2 separate regions of the Homo sapiens genome follow, and region 1 is linked to region 2. The links are chromatin contacts, found by Hi-C or POLR2A ChIA-PET in ENCODE. All regions are on one chromosome and are shown on one strand. Each heading gives the region's core, a stretch centred on a gene start or an enhancer-like site at or near the end of the contact. The rest is flanking DNA. Distances are from core to core; before and after follow the strand shown. Region 1 has its middle 31 kb from the start of LINC01000. Region 2 overlaps TNPO3 (transportin 3).

Region 1 (4,445 bases), core at 1-2,500, 350 kb before region 2:
TTGGCCACGTGGCCCTGACTTCTCACTTTCATAAGAAGGGGTTTGTATTGTGGAGATACAAATTATGGAGTTGTTTGCATTAATACAAGTGTTTGTGGAAAAAGATGCCAAACTTTCCTGTGATTGGTAATGCACCTTTATTGTAGGCTCAGCAAAACAGTCCCTCATCTACGGGATCTGGCAACACAGAGCATTCCTGCAGCTCCCAAAAACAGATCTCCATCCAGCACAGACAGACCCAGGTAGGTTGGTGATCGATAATCAATTGAGGGGGATACCTGCTGTGTAGGAATAAGGGCTAACCTGTGTAGTCTGTCATTCTTCTCTGACTTCTCTGACCACCTCATTATTTGTGTGTATTATATTCAGAACTTGCATTATGGGTATTTAAAGTCCTTTGGAAGGTGCTTTAACTTTTTGAGGCTTTTCTTTACTCTTCTGGTGTATTGTAGCAGAAATGCTTATGCTAAAGCATGGTGTTAAGGAAAGTGCACACTTTTTTTTTTTTTTCCTACAGTATTCCACAGAAGAAAAGTACCTACACTTTGAAGGCCTCTAAGTTCAGATTCTGGCACTGTGGCCTAAGTTCAGATTCTGGCCTGGGCCTCAGTTTTTCTTAGTACAAATCATCTGTGAAAATGTGGTTGATTCTCATGATCTCAGACAGTGTATACGAAATGTTTATTAGTAGTGTACTTGTAGTAGGCTTTCAATAAATGTTAATTCCCTAATTTATGAAAGTAGTTAATGTATTCCTTTTCCTGCTTACTTATTTATACCTGGCTAAACTTCTCTCAGATGTGAGATACCAACATGGTTTACTCCTTAAATTGTGTTCAGAAACTCTTTAATTTAGGGAGTGTTCTGAACATTTGAGGATTGTATCTGCAAAGGATGGTGGCTATAGCTTCCATTTTGTAGTTTTGAGTATACTGGGTTTTCTTGAAGCCTCTTTTGATACTGTATATATTATCTTCAAGACAGGATCGTTGGCAATCTAGGAGAATTTCTTAAATCTCAAGAGGTATACAACTCCCTGGAGCACATTTGAATTTTATCTAAATCACCAGCTCTTGTACAGTTCAGTTAGATAGTTGAGCACTCAGGTAGCTTCTTCTCTTCCCTTCTGATTGCTCTCTGTTTCCACCAGATGGCGCATTTGTTCCTTAGAGAGTTGTGTCAAGTCTCCTGTGAGATCGTTTTCTATTCAAAGTTAGTTTCATTTCTGGAGTAACGTGTTTCTACATTGTTCAGTGCACAGTAGTGAGAATTCATACATTTGATTCCAGAATTAACATGTATTTGAAGTGTAGGTGTAGTGGGACGTAAGGAACCCAGCAGAGGACTTGAACAATGAGATGAGACAAGCAGATTTCATTTCTTAAGCCATGTGATTCTAGGCCATTTGTGTGAGCAAGTGCTTTTTTTTCCCCCCAAGAAAGGTAACGAGAAGAGTGTGATGACATATAACATGTTGAGACTAATCCTAAATTTGTTTTACCTTTGTCTCTGTAGTCCAACCTCACAATAGAAAAAATATCTGCACTAGAAAACAGTAAGAATTCTGACCTAGAGAAGAGGGAGGGAAGAATAGATGATTTATTAAGAGTAAGTATTAAAATTTGGTAAGATATTTTATAGCAAGCACCATTTGTTATATATATTTGGATTATGTACATATCATAGAAGTAATTACTATAGCCAAATAACAATGAAATAATAAACATTTGGGTATTTTTCTTTAATTGAGGGAATCTGAGTAGGAACCAGGTTCCTGCATTCTAAACACTACCTTTAAATTGGAAATCTTATACTGTAGTATTTTAATGATTGAATTTATATTGGAGAAATAGATATGTGGAGTGTTATATTTCATCTAGAACTGTGGGAATAAGTATAAAGTGTTGTTTTCCCATTCCAGAGAAATTATTTTAATATTGTTGAATTTTATAAGCTATTTCAAAGGACTTTTTAGCCCATTTTGCTTTTTGTACCTTTTATAACCTACTCACCCAAACTTTTTTGTGCTTACAAAAGAAACCTTTAAAATGCTTCATCTGGAATTAAATAGATATCACTAGAAAATACTTTATCAATATATTTTGAACATGCAATTTGGCATGACTGACTCATAGTTTTTAAAGAGTAAAAAGGGCCGGACATGGTGGTTCACACCTGTAATCCCAGCACTTTGGGAGGCCAACGCAGGTGGATCACTTGAGGTCAGGAGTTTGAGACCACCCTGGCCAACATGTTGAAAAGAAACCCTGTCTCTACTAAAAAAATATAAAACATTATCCTGGTGTGGTGGCAAGCGGCTGTAGTCCCAGCTACTTGGGAGGCTGAGACAGGGGAATTGCTTGAGCCTGGGAGGCGGAGGTTGCAGTGAGCCGAGATTGCGCCACTGCATTCCAGCCTGGGCGACAGAGTGATACTTCGTGTCAAGAAAAAAATAAGAAAGTAAAAAGGACCGGGCATGGTGGCCCATACCTGCCACTTTGGGAGGCTGAGGCAGGAGGATTGCTTGAGATCAGGAGTTTGAGACCAGCATGCATGACACAGCAAGACCCCATTTCTATAAAAGAATACAAAATTTGCCAGGCATGGTGGTGTGTCTGTGGTCCCAGCTACTGGGAGCCTGAGGTGGGAAGATGCTTGAGCCCAGGACCTCTAGGCTACAGTGAGCCAAGTTCACGCTGCTGCGCTCCAGCCTGGACAACAGAGCAAGACCCTGTCTCAAAAAAAAAAAACCATTATACATGCTCTTTACAAAATACAGAAAAATATGTCACTCATAATTCCATTAATTGGGATTAAACATTTGGTACATTTTTTTTTTCAGTAATTTTGAGCTGTTTGAAGTAGATATGTGTGTGTATATATATATATACACACACACACACAAATGAATATATACATAAATGTTACTGATTTACGAATAACATTGGCTAGCATTTTTCTCTTCTCTAGTGATTTAGAAGGTATAGGTTTGATCCTTATTTCTGCTAATGTGGTAGTTAATCTGACTCTTCAGGGTCCTGAAACCTCCAGGGCTACTGTGACACAGCAAGATGGGGATCGGCAACCTTGCCTTTGTCAGTCTTTCTTATTAGGCTTTGGGTACAATTTTGTTTGAATATATGTTTAATAATACAGATTATAAAAGTCACTGTACTCATGATGATCTGACCTCCAAAATTTTTTTACTTGTATTATATTTCTGTACTTAATAAAAACATAAGGTAAAATAGTGTATTTTGACTCCTTTTTATATAAAACCTGGAATTCAGCACATAGCTAAACTAAGTCTGGCCTTTATTAGTAAAGTCTGGTGTGTTTATATTATTATTAATTTTTTTTTTTTTGAGACAGAGTCTTGCTCTGTTGCCCAGACTGAAGTGCAGTGGCGTGATCTCAGCTCACTGCAACCTCCGCCTCCCAGGGTCAAGCAATTCTCCTACCTCAGCCTCCTGAGTAGCTGGGATTACAGGTGCCCGCCACCATGCCCAGCTAATTTTTGCATTTTTAGTAGAGATGGTGTTTCACCATGTTGGTCAGGCTGGTCTCGAACCCCTGACCTTGTGATCCACCCACCTCGGCCTCCCAAAGTGCTGGGATTACAGGCGTGAGCCACCGCGTCCAGCTATTATTATTAATTTTATATATTTATTTTGAGACAGGATCTCACTCTGTCACCCAGGCTGGAGTGCGGTGGCGCAGTCTTGCAAGCTGTGCCCTCCCCAGTCCCCACCCGATGTGATCCTCCCACCTCGGCCTCCCAAGTAGCTGGGACTATAGGCATGTGCCACTACATTTGGCTGTTTATATTATTAATCAATTAATTTTTTGAGACAGAGTCTCACTTTGTCACCCAGGTTCAAGTGATTCTCCTGCCTCTGCCTCCCAAGTAGCTGGGATTACAGGCATGCACCACAATGCCTGGCTAATTTTTGTATTTTTAATAGAGATGGGTTTTTGCCACATTGGCCACGCTGGTCTCGAACTCCTGACCTGCAGTGATCAGCCTGCCTTGGTCTGCCAAAGTGCTGGGATTGCAGGCGTGAGTCACTGCGCTCGGCCTATATTATTATTATTAAATTACCATTTTTACTGCTATATATGACACTAAGTTCTTATGTATAGAGTATAGGCAGAGGCAGCTTTATGACCAAATTCATAGTCATTGTTAGACTGGTTTATTCAACTGATTTCAAGGCTTATCAACAGTATTTTTTTTTATTTATAGTTCTTGTTTTATCTGTTGATGGTGGTACATTTTTAAGTGATTATTTTTCAGCAAGGATTTGTCAGTGTTAAATTTTCTCTGCCTTGCAGACCTGAGAATTCTCTCTTTTGCCCTCCCATGGAAAGACAACACTGTGTGCAGGATTTTTGTGTCATAACCCCTTGTTCTGTTTGTTCTGCTTCTCAAATATAACACACAT
Region 2 (4,048 bases), core at 1,478-3,977:
TCACTCTGTCGCCCAGGCTGGAGTGCGGTGGCACAATCTCGGCCCACTGCAACCTCTGTCTCCCAGGTTCAAGCGATTCTCCAGCCTCAGCCTCCTGAGTAGCTGGGATTACAAGTGCCCACCACCACGCCTGGCTAATTTTTTAAATTTTTAGTAGAGATGGGGTTTCACCATGTTGGCCAGGCTGGTCTCAAACTCCTGACCTCAAGTGATCTGCCTGCCTCGGCCTCCCAAAGTGCTGGGATTACAGGCATGAGCCACCGCGCCTGGCCAAGGGTTAATTTATTATTGATGAAAAAAATTTTTTTATAAATTTAGTGTAGCCTAAGTATACAGTATCTATAAAAAGTCTACAGTAGTATACGGTAATGTCCTAGGCCGCCTATTCACTCACCACTCACTCACTGACTCACCTAGAACAACTTCCAGTTCTGCAAGTTCCATTCATGGTAAGTGCCCTCATACAGGTATACCTTTTTTTTTCTCTTTTATACTGTATTTTTACTGTACCTTTTCTATGTTTAGATATGTTTGGATATACAAATTCTTACCATTGTGTTACAATTGCCTACAGTATTCAGTACAGTAACCTGCTATACAGGTTTGTAGCCTAGGAGCAATAGGCTACACTATATAGACCAGGTGTCCGGTAGGCTATACCATCTAGGTTTGTAGAAGTATACTCCATGACGTTTGCACAACAACTAAACCACCTAATGACACATTTCTTGGAACATATCCCCATCATTAAGTAACACATGACTGTATTTTCTGTCTCGGTCCTTCTGACGTTTGATATTTCTTAGCTTTCTATTTATTTACTTTTTTAACTGCCAGTATTTTTTAGATTCTGTTTTCTGGCTTCTAGTCCCCAAATTCCTATCCTTCCACCATATTTCTGAAAGCTTTTATGGTCACTATTTCTCGAGCCCCATAAGATTACTAGAGGAGTGCTGAGAAATGAGATCCTTTTGATCCGATGACCTGGTAGGTAACAGAAAATAATGAAACTCTGATGACTTGACTAGGGATTCAACCCCTTACTGGCCTCTAATTCCAGTATCAATGCTTCCCATGTTCAACACCTTTTGGCTTTGAAGAGCCCCAGGCAAGTGACAAGTAGTCATAGAATAAACACCAAGATGGAGAAATGGAAATGATGGCAGGGTTTCTTCTAGTCCCAATTGGTCTTAGTTAATGATAGGTTCATCTGGCATTTGGAAAGCAAGAATGTTATTTTAGACTGAAACGTCCCAGCTTTCTTCAAGTTGACCAACTAAAAAAGCTAGGGAATTGGCCAGGCGCGGTGGCTCACACCTGTAATCCCAGCACTTTGGGAGGCCGAGGCGGATGGATCATGAGGTCAGGAGATCGAGACCATCCTGGCTAACAAGGTGAAACCCCGTCTCTACTAAAAATACAAAAAATTAGCCGGGCGCGGTGGCGGGTGCCTGTAGTCCCAGCTACTCGGGAGGCTGAGGCAGGAGAATGGCGTGAACCCGGGAAGTGGAGCTTGCAGTGAGCCGAGATTGCGCCACTGCAGTCCGCAGTCCGGCCTGGGCGACAGAGCGAGACTCCGTCTCAAAAAAAAAAAAAAAAAAAAGCTAGGGAATTAATTACCAGTACCATGTGAAAAGCAGGCTTGGACTTGCTGAAATGAAACTAAACCAGTTCACCCTCTCTGCCAGAATGGCAAACAAAGTAGCATGTTGAGGCAGGTGTTACGGACCTTAAAATCAAAAGGGAGACTGAGTCATGCATGGGACAGAAAGTTCAAGGGCTTTCTGTCTTGTCTACTACAGGCATTCTAGAGGAAGAGAATTACTAAGAGGGGATGAGCAATCTCAAGTCCTTTCTCTAGCACCTCTACATTAGCTCTTACTTCTGTTCATTTCCCACCACTATGTTACATATGTTACAGCCTGCTATAGGAAGAGCTGCAAAACTTGTTTAGCAATGGAAGATCAAGTAGGTCAGGTTGGTGGTGCACCTTATTTTCCCATATCACAGGACAAAGATAACAGGTTTTTTTTTTCCCCCACAGCACTGCTTTACTTAGGTCTCTTTTCCTTGCCCCAAGATTTATCCTAAATTAGGAAAGGATATCTATGACCTTGATTTCAGACTTACCATATTATTTTATCTGTCATATATTAGTCCCACTGAGGGAAAGAGGGCTTGACAAAGACTTATTCTACAATGTGTGGGATTCCAGAATGTGTGGGTGGCTGCCTTAGAGTCAACAGGAGACATGCCCCAGCTAGTTTTGCAAGTACATAATGACATTCTAGAAGTTTCTCCTCCAAGGAGAAAGGAGTTAACATTCACTGATCACATACTATGTGCAAGATCTTCTTTAGATTTCCATTTGGTATCTCATAATAACCTTATGAGACTGGTAGTACTAACCCTATTTCACTTGATAAATAAACTGAAGTTCAAAGTAATAGGGTATGTGGCAAGATTCAAACCAACATACTTGACTCCAAACCCCATCTTTGGAGGGTTTCCCCTAGGTTCCCATTTGCTTTAGGAAAATTAGAGCCAATACGATCCTGCCCTTATACTGTAACCAGCACTGAATGGAATAATGCAAAACAGAAGCAGAGAGAAGCAACTACTACACTTCTTTCCCCTGAAACAGCTTGTAGACAGAATACTACTTCTACTGAGAAGATTCATAGTAAAAGCAATCAAAGAATTTTTAAGGTCACCCCAGTCAATATATGCCTACCCAGTGGAGGGGAAATCCCCACTTCTGGCAAAATGTGTCATGAAGGGTCACATGCTATTTTTCAGTCATGCATGTCACTTGATCTATGGCTAAAAGTGAGTTATTTCTGGGGCATACTGGGCTTACTACTTAAGCCACTTAGTGAACTATAAAATAATAGCATTCCATGGTTTGGGATTTTAACATTAACAAAATTGCTGGAGACATTCCAGAAGATGAGAAAGTAAACTATTTTGGAAAGTGACATTAAGAAATCAATTCTGAGAAAAGACAACTAGCTCTTGTACCACTGCTTAAAGTTCATTTTCTTTCCCTTCTATATCTGATTTTACCCATAAAAGTGTAATTTATGCTCATAAAAAAGTGCACATAGTGCAGAAAGTTATGAAACGAAAAGAAAAGCCTCCCTTCCCCTCCTAGTCTCACTTATATATCTTTCTGAAAACTTACTGTGCAGAAAGTAGCCTCTGTGTATGTGTATAATTTATAATAAAACAGCTCTTTAAAGTACAAGTTGGTTCGTTTACAATAGCATAAAAAAAACTTATGAAAAAATTTAACCAAGGAGGTGAAAAACTTATACACTGAAAACTACAAAATGTAGCTGAAAGAAATTAAAGACACCAATAAATGGAACAATATACTGTATTTGTCGATTTGGAGATTTAATATTGTTAAGATTTCAATACTACTCAAAGCAATCTATAGATTCAATACAATCCCCATCAAAATCCCAACAACCTCTTGTACAGAAAAATCTACCCTAAAATTCATATGGAATTTCAAGGGTCCCCAAGTGGCCAAAACAATCTTTTTTTTTTTTTTTTTTTTGAGACGGAGCCTCGCTCTGTCGCCCAGGCTGGAGTGCAGTGGTGCAATCTCGGCTCACTGCAAGCTCCACCTCCCGGGTTCACGCCATTCTCCTGCCTCAGCCTCCAGAGTAGCTGGGACTACAGGTGCCCACCACCACGCCCGGCTAATTTTTTGTGTCTTTAGTAGAGATGGGGTTTCACTGTTTTAGCCAGGATGGTCTCAATCTCCTGACCTCGTGATCTGCCTGCCTCGGCCTCCCAAAGTGCTGGGATTACAGGCGTGAGCCACCGCGCCTGGCCACCAAAACAATCTTTAAAGTGAACATTGCAGGCCTCATATTCCTGATTCTAAAATTTATTACAAAGCCACAGTAATCAAAACAGCATGGTATTGACATAAAGAAATACATCATAGACCAATGGAATAGAACAGGGAGCCCATTAATAAATTCTCCTGTATATGGTCAAATGATTTTCAACAAGGATGTCAAGACCATTCAGT

What was found. Hi-C counts contacts between places; a loop is a spot of excess contacts on that map. ChIA-PET counts read pairs that join two places held with the same protein, here RNA polymerase II (POLR2A). Pooled maps may share reads with other maps.
Region 1: a map with no recorded cell type shows a loop between it and region 2 (4-fold over the local background). The contact joins two enhancer-like sites. A Hi-C loop is called at or near these places in 1 of 37 single-sample maps with no recorded cell type and 2 of 50 pooled maps. POLR2A ChIA-PET finds 5 or more read pairs at or near these places in 1 of 52 experiments (AG04449).

The regions. Positions count from the first base shown.
Region 1 is chr7:128,607,972-128,612,416 of GRCh38, forward strand. No RefSeq gene overlaps it. Among named protein-coding and RNA genes, the nearest start is that of LINC01000, 31 kb to the right of the region's middle. Within about 2 kb of position 1,251, at least 7 of the 41 ENCODE cell types and tissues checked have a DNase peak (open chromatin) inside an H3K27ac peak, as active enhancers do.
Region 2 is chr7:128,960,789-128,964,836 of GRCh38, forward strand. The region is part of intron 21 of TNPO3 (transportin 3); the gene reads right to left. Among named protein-coding and RNA genes, the nearest start is that of IRF5, 25 kb to the left of the region's middle. RefSeq lists enhancers at 2,246-2,355, 2,476-2,775. Within about 2 kb of position 2,728, at least 3 of the 41 ENCODE cell types and tissues checked have a DNase peak (open chromatin) inside an H3K27ac peak, as active enhancers do.